Linked DNA regions of Homo sapiens: all the other regions are linked to region 1. A link is a loop called in an ENCODE intact Hi-C map of the cell type or tissue named here. Cell type or tissue: IMR-90. All regions are shown on one strand. Region 1 has its middle 43 kb from the start of AMZ2. Region 2 has its middle 22 kb from the start of KPNA2. Region 3 overlaps BPTF (bromodomain PHD finger transcription factor).

Region 1 (2,500 bases):
ACAGGGTCTTGCTCTGTTACCCAGGCTGGAGTTCAGTGGTGCAATCACAGTTCACTGCAACATCCACCTCCCAGGTTCAAGCAGTCCTCCCACCTCAGCCTCTCGGGTAGCTGGGACCACAGGTGCACACCACCATGCCCAGCTAATTTTTTCAAAATTTTTCTAGAGACGAGGTCCTGCTATGTTGCTCAGGCTGGTCTTGAACTCCTGACCTCAAGCTATCATCCGGCCTTGGCCTCTCAAAGGACTGGGATTGCAGGTGTGAGCTACCACGCCCAGCCAACTATTTTTCTTTAAATTACTTTTCGGTTGTCACTTCTCTCAATAAATATTAATATGTACCTTTCTTTTATCTGAAGAGCTGACCTCAACCACTCAGGGTTGAGTCGCTGTGATAAGGTTTGAGGGTGCCTGAAATGTCATCATGATTCGTCCTTTGGGCTAAGCTGAAACCTAGTGACTTGTCAGGTCAATAAATTAAGGTTATTTCCCAATAATACAAACATTTAACACCGTGAAGTAGGTTTTAGGCAGGATTCCCTCTTTTCCACTGCAAAGGAGAGGTAAGTTCTTGCTGAGGTGGTCAAAGTCCCACCTGGGGCACTGGGAAGGTGGCGGGACATTGGAACGTGCAGTAGTTGCGTTCTGGAGTTTACTGAGGCTTTCCAAGTGGGCATTCCACGCAACAGGTCTTAGGGCGCCCCTCCCTCCGGGCGTGGCAGCCCGGGGCGTGGCTCCTGGCAAGGATCCGGAGCAGCTGTCATCGGAGTCAATTTCAGGACTCCAGCTCCAAGCTTTGGGGTTTCCAAAATTCTGGGGGCTTGTCTCCCTGTCCCCCCCCCGCCCCAAGTTTCCCTCCGTCGCTGGCGCTGTCCGGTGCCTTCGGTCGCTCGGGCCGCCCCCCTCAGCGACTTTTTTTTTTCTTTCTCTCGCTGGCTCTTTCAGCATCAGTTTCCCTAGGGGGCGGGAGGGGAATGATATTTGGGGGCTCCCCTGCCTTCCTCTCCGAGCCGCGGAAGGGGAGACGCGGGGAGGAGGTCTGGCCGGCTTTGGGCTCCAGCCAGGGGTCCGCGGAGACTGGTCTCCGAAGGCCTTTGACGCCGGGCATTTCGCGAGCTACGCGCCCCTCTCAGCCGCGCCATCCGCGCCCCGAGTCCAGGCGCACCGCGCTGCGCCGAGCCCAGGCGCTCCGGGCTCCGCGCTCCCGACTCGACGCCCCCGCGCTCCCCCTAGCGGCTGCCGCGCCGCCTCACTCGGTCTCAGGCTCTTCTGTGGCGCATCTCACGTGACCGCGCTGCGGGAGAGGGATGAAACAAGAGGGCGGCTGAAGCCGATCCTGAGTGGGGCCCCAGCAATTCGGAATGAGCCTTTTCCCTCCACCCGCTTCTGCCGACCGGGGCCCTCCCGCGCGGCCTCGCAGGCCTCCCCACCCGCGCCCGTCCCTCCTCCTCCGCTTTCCCTTCTCCCCCGTCCTCGGCTCCGACATTAGGGGCAGGCGGGGCAGGCAGCCCAAGCAGCCTGCGGCTTCCGCTGCGGAGCGCTGCGCCCCGGCCCCTGCCCCGGCCCCTGCCCCGGCCCCGCCGCCGCCGCCGCCCAAGTCCGGACCCATCGGGGGGCTCAGCTCGCGGCACCGCGAGCAGCAGGGGCAGGTGGGCCGCCGCCGCCGCCTAGGTTGAGGCAGCCTCCAAGCCGTGGCTGAGCTCGCCCAGGGGGGAGCAGCAGTAGCCGGAGGAAGCCGCCGCTGGTCCCCCAAGCACCAGCGCCCGGGTGGAAGGGGCGAGGAGGCGGGGGCGGCGGCGGCGGCGGCGGCCACCTGGCCCGGACCACCGCGGCCCGGAGGGCCGTGAACAAAGTGGTGTACGATGACCACGGGAGCTAGGAGGAAGAGGACGGCGACGTCGAGGAGACCCAGGAGTCTGAGGACAACGAGGAGCATGAGATGGAGGAGGACGAGGCTGATTCCGATTATCTGGAGGAGCTGGAAGACGACGACGACGCCAGTTACTGCACAGAAAGCAGCTTCAGGAGCCATAGTACCTACAGCAGCACTCCAGGTACCCACCCAGCCCAGTTGCTGCAGACTCCTTCCCCACCTCCTCTGCCCTCCCCCCTTGCTCACTCGTGTGCTGTGCATCCTGCTCCGATCTCCCCCCAACCCCGCCTCCCCCCCAAACAGAGGGGAAATGCGAGGGCACATCAAGTGGCAAAAAACTAGATTTACAAGAGGAAAGAGGCGCATTGTTAAAAATGGAGATTGCATTGTTGCAGTTTGCAGGCTACACTCGCTCGCTCTCTCTCTCCCCCCCAACCTCCTCTTTTTCCTCTTCAAAATTTGTGCCAGTGCAGTGTCTCCACCGGGCAGGATTGAAACTTTGGCAAACACGTATCCATTGCATTCATTTCTTTCCCCTTGTTTTGGTCTGGTTTTCTGGAATGAAAGAAGCCTCTTGTTTTACAAACCTCTTTGCATTTCTAATGTGGTTTCTTTCAGATTTTTATT
Region 2 (2,500 bases), 150 kb before region 1:
CCTCTGCCTCCCGGCTTCAAGTGATTCTTGTGCCTCAGCCTCATGAGTATGTGGGATTACAGGCCCAAGTCACAATGCCCAGCTAATTTTTGTATTTTTAGTAGAGATTGGGTTTCGCCATATTGCTCAGGCTGGTCTTGAACTCCTGGACTCAAGTGACCCTCCTGCCTCAGTCTCCCAAAGTGCTGGGATTACAGGAGTGAGCCACTGTACCCAGCCACTCAATGCATTTTTACCTACATGGACACCCAGGTAACCACCATCCAGATAAAGACATGGAACATTTCAGCTGAGTGCGGTGGCTCACTCCTATAATCCCAGCACTTTGAGAGGCCAAAGCAGGAGGATTGCTTGAGTCCAGGAGTTCAAGACCAGCCTGGGCAACATGACAAAACCCCGTCTCTACAAAATACAAAAATTAGCCAGGCGTGGTGGTGTGCACCTGTAGTCCCAGCTACTTGGGAGGCTGAGGTGGGAGGATCGCTTGAGCCAGGGAGGTCAAGGCTGCAGTGAGCTGAGATTGCACCACTGGACTCCAGCCTGGGTGATACAGTGAGACTCTATCTCAAAAAAAGAAAAAGAAAACTAATGTGCCTCCTTTATCTAAAACACCAATATTAAGAACAACGATATTTCTAAAAATTCAGAGCTAGGTGTCAAAATGAATTCACCCCAGAGTGCACCAGGCATCGTCAGATTCTCTTCACTAGATTCAACCCCCAGGGCTCCTAAGTGGCTTCCAACCTGTGCTGTGGATGGACAGTGAGTGAATGCTTTTGGCTTTACATAGGAACGGTGAGGACCGGGTGCGGTGGCTCACGCCTGTAATCCCAGCACTTTGGAAGGCTGAGGTGGGCAGATCACCTGAGGTCAGGAGTTCGTGACCAGCCTGATCAACATGGCGAAACCCTATCTCTACTAAAAATACAAAAAGTAGCCAGACATGGTGGCAGGGGCCTGTAATCCCAGCTACTTGGGAGGCTGAGGCAGGAGAATCACTTGAACCTGCGAGGCGGAGGTTGCAGTGAGCTGAGACCATGCCATTACACTCCAGCCTGGGCAACAAGAGAGAAACTCCGTCTCAAAAAACAAACAAACGAACAAAAAATGGGAAGGGTGAGAACAAATGTTTTTCCTTCTAATAGTTTAGAAAGACAGAAAGTGGAAGTTATTGGTTCACACACACACACACATCAACAAAGTATTTGTTTTCTCATGGTGTGCCAAGATTTTATGCATGTCAAAAATATGAACACAGGGCATAGGGTTTGCTATGAAAAGCAACAGGGGGAGACTGAGTTCTGTGTGTTGTGGGCGAGGGAGGTATAGTATTTGTGAAAGCTGAAGACTCCCTCCTGACTGGAAAACCGCCACAGGGAGGCAGTAGAGCTTAGTGGCAAATAGCATTGGCTCTGGAATCAGATTTGAATTTCAATCCAGCTCTGACACCTAATAGCTGTGTGACGTCCAGCAAGTTGCTTAACTGCTCTGTGCCTCACTTTTCAACTCAGCAAAATGAGGATAAAACTAGTATCTAACTCCTACCAGTGCTTTAAAGGTGATTTGAATACGCAGCTCAACAAGTAAGCTCTCAGTCAGTGTTAGTTTACAAAGCAGGAGTTTAAGGGGGCAACTAATTTCATTTCAGATAGATAGATAGATAGATAGATGATAGATAGATAGATGGATCTTGGATAAATAGATTTTTTTTGAGAGCATAATATTTTTCAAGCTGTGCCAAATGGTTTAACCCAAAATCTAAACAGTTGCTCAAACAGCCTTTTTCCAGCCTCCACCTACAATCATGTCCCCTTCTGATCATAGAGCAGATTTCAACAGCTCCTTCAGAGAAACCAGGCCCTCCACAATGTTATTCTTCTACCTCTTTCTTGTCATGCAAAGGATGTATAATTTGTTCCATTTCACTCTCTCTCTCTTTCTTTTTCTTTCTTTTTTTTTTTTTTTTGAGACAGGGTCTCAGTTCGTTACCCAGACTGGAGTGCAGTGGAGCAATCATGGTTTAATACAGCCTCCACCTCCTGCCCTTAGCAATCCTCCCACCTCAGCCTACCGAGTAGCTGGGACTACAGGTGTGCACCACCATAGCTGGCTAATTTTTATATTTTTTTGTAGAGACAGGGTCTCATTATGTTGCCCAGGCTGGTCTTGGTCTTGAACTTCTGGCCTCAAGCAATCCTCCTGCCTCAGCCTCCCAAAGTGTTGGGATTACAGGCGTGAGCCACTGAGCCCAGCCCCATTTCACTCTTGAGTGTGGAAAACTTTCTTTTAGCCTTTGGGGTGACTATAGATAGACAGATGGAGATAGATAGATAGATGATGGAAATTTAGAATACATAATACCTATATATTCCAAATATATCTAATATATATGCATATGATAAATACATTATGATATATTATCATTACTTATACAATTTATTTTGGGTATTCTACTTGGAGTTTTACCTACAATTTCACCGAGATTAGGAGATCTGCTTTT
Region 3 (2,500 bases), 240 kb before region 1:
GCAGGGGGCCGTGATCCTGCCCCTGCTCTGCAGCCTGGGCTATACAGCGAGACAAAAGAAAAAAAGAAAAAAGTTAGTGGTAACAGGATAAACTACATAACCATATATTATTCCTTCACATTCATGAAGCAGGTCAATTTGAAGCTTGAGGACGACTTCCATTCCTCTAGGTGAATCTGCCAAGAAATGCCTTGGTAGAACTAAGAGTGCCAATGGTATCAGCAAGGCCAGTCTGGTTCCCTGTGATTCATGGTAATTCTCACTATGACTTTGACATGGTGTTCCTACACAGTGCCTATCAACACTTATAGACACACTGTGTAAGCGTTTGTTACATTTACTTTTCCTTTTGTCATTAGGTCTTTTGTTACAGAGGCCACTCTGCTCTCCACAATCACACATTTACACAGCTCCCCCTTGCCAAGCAGTGTAGACCCTCACAGGCTTTGGATAACTATCCTTGCATCATTCTCCACACCTTGTCCCCGGTGTTGAACTGAAGCATCTCCTTCCACGTTCCCTGCCCGTTAGTTAGCCAGGCCACTGCCCACATTGTCACAAACATTATATTAACAGGAAAACTGGCCCGTGCCATATTCCATTATGAGAGGTTATTTTTAATTCGATTAAATTCCAATGTTTATTCAGAAAACCTGGTAGAGATTGAATTACTCTATGTACTTTCTTAGTTTTCTTCTTCATATCATATTTTGACCATTTATCTTCTACACCTGGCTGACCTGCATGTTCCTTGTAGTGTAACTTCTACTTGGTGTTTGCGCTTTGCTTTGTTTTCAAATTTAAATTGTGAGATACATTTTCAAACCTATCTAAGAAATAGCCCTGATATTGAAATGGCTTCTGTGGAATAGGTTTGACAGATGTAAGTCTTTGATTCTTTGGCTTTGGTTTTTGTGCCTGTTACAGTTTTACACACATTCATTCAGAGGAAGACATTACCATCAATGTGTTGTTTCTTTTTTCAAATTCCAGTATGTTTTTAAAGACCCATATTTCACTAAGCAGTGTACTTGTTGAAACTGATGTGAGTGACTTTATGTTTCCACATGTGATAGAGCATCAGATACTGGAGTTTGCCAGGAGTAGAATGGTTGGATTCAGAAATGTTTAGCTGACTCATTGCAGGAAGTTACACTGTAAAAAAGTGAATCAAGGCAGGGAAGACAGATTTAAGTACCATGCAGCTCAAAATGACAATTACATTGTCATTTTCATTGTGAATACTTTTAGGTTCTATATTGGCTGTGATCTTTGTACTAACTGGTATCATGGAGAATGTGTTGGCATCACAGAAAAGGAGGCTAAGAAAATGGATGTGTACATCTGTAATGATTGTAAACGGGCACAAGAGGGCAGCAGTGAGGAATTGTACTGTATCTGCAGAACACCTTATGATGAGTCACAGTGAGTTCTGATAAGAGCATCATATTTAATAATTTAGGAAGCCAAATTGCTCTGACTGGTTACTTATTTATTTTAAAATAAAAAGCAGATTTTTTTCTACATTTATTATACACTTACATTACAAATTCCTTTTCATTTTTCTCTTTTTCCCTTTTTACCTACCCTTCAAAATTTATCTTGCTTCATAGTGAATGTTTGAGACACATTGGGGAAAATGTGGTTTAATGGTAGATTTGATTCTTCAATATGTAACATAGAAATTAATGAGATTAAAATAGCCTGACTTGTTTGGACTTTATCAGTGTTTGAAATGGTGCTTTATTGTAGGTTAGAAAAACACTAATTTGGGTACAAGCTCTGAGACTCTGTTATTAGCTTATAGGATTTTGAACACCCATATGGTACAGTACTAGTTGAAAGATTTTTGGCTTTGTTTTCAGCTTTAAAATCAATTGAATGTTTCATATTTATCTTTAAATTGGTTCTCCAGTATTACACAGTGTTCTTATAAATTTTTTTACTGCTTGTTCTTAACATCAAAAATACTAAATTAATGAACTGGAATGTCAATCTTGAAAGTATTAAAACCATAATACTAAAACTATTTTATATCCCAGGGTTTAGCAAATTTTCAGGTGCATGCTTTATTATAAGTAACATCATCCCATGTGTTTTGAACTCACATTTCCATTTCGGATCTTGCAGATTTTATATTGGCTGTGATCGGTGTCAGAATTGGTACCATGGGCGCTGCGTTGGCATCTTGCAAAGTGAGGCAGAGCTCATTGATGAGTATGTCTGTCCACAGTGCCAGTCAACAGAGGATGCCATGACAGTGCTCACGCCACTAACAGAGAAGGATTATGAGGGGTTGAAGAGGGTGCTCCGTTCCTTACAGGTGAGACCCCTCTGTGTGCAGCATTTCAAAATGAAATCAGCCAGCATAATTTTGGAAGCATTTCTAGGATTTCAAGTTTCCAATCTTAGAATGATTATTTACTGACTCCCAGCTAGTCTAGTGAAGTGCCTAACAAACTGCAGTCCTTCACGTACCAGTGCCATGAGCTTTACCATA

What was found. Peaks named below come from ENCODE experiments on the same cell type or tissue, not always from the same donor. Only the 100,000 strongest peaks of a DNase experiment are listed, where the experiment ranks them.
Region 2: it touches region 1 in a loop (5-fold over the local background); 18 of 110 quality-filtered maps call a loop at or near these places.
Region 3: a loop joins it to region 1, with 7 times the contacts of the local background. A loop is called at or near these places in 4 of 110 quality-filtered maps.

Annotation. Positions count from the first base shown.
Region 1 is chr17:68,204,185-68,206,684 of GRCh38, forward strand. It overlaps a transcript of AMZ2 not described here. Among named protein-coding and RNA genes, the nearest start is that of AMZ2, 43 kb to the right of the region's middle. RefSeq lists silencers at 1,029-1,558, 1,569-1,698, 1,779-1,828. In IMR-90, a CTCF peak has its summit at 1,245 (motif pointing left); a DNase peak (open chromatin) is centred at 1,277; H3K4me3 peaks cover 1,938 bases; H3K27ac peaks cover 463 bases.
Region 2 is chr17:68,056,316-68,058,815 of GRCh38, forward strand. No RefSeq gene overlaps it. Among named protein-coding and RNA genes, the nearest start is that of KPNA2, 22 kb to the left of the region's middle. In IMR-90, a CTCF peak has its summit at 1,387 (motif pointing right); no DNase peak of the experiment used is centred here.
Region 3 is chr17:67,962,082-67,964,581 of GRCh38, forward strand. It overlaps BPTF (bromodomain PHD finger transcription factor), which reads left to right. Exons shown (of 28, transcript NM_182641.4): 25 at 2,131-2,323. Among named protein-coding and RNA genes, the nearest start is that of C17orf58, 33 kb to the right of the region's middle. In IMR-90, a CTCF peak has its summit at 1,374 (motif pointing right); a DNase peak (open chromatin) is centred at 1,360; H3K27ac peaks cover 179 bases.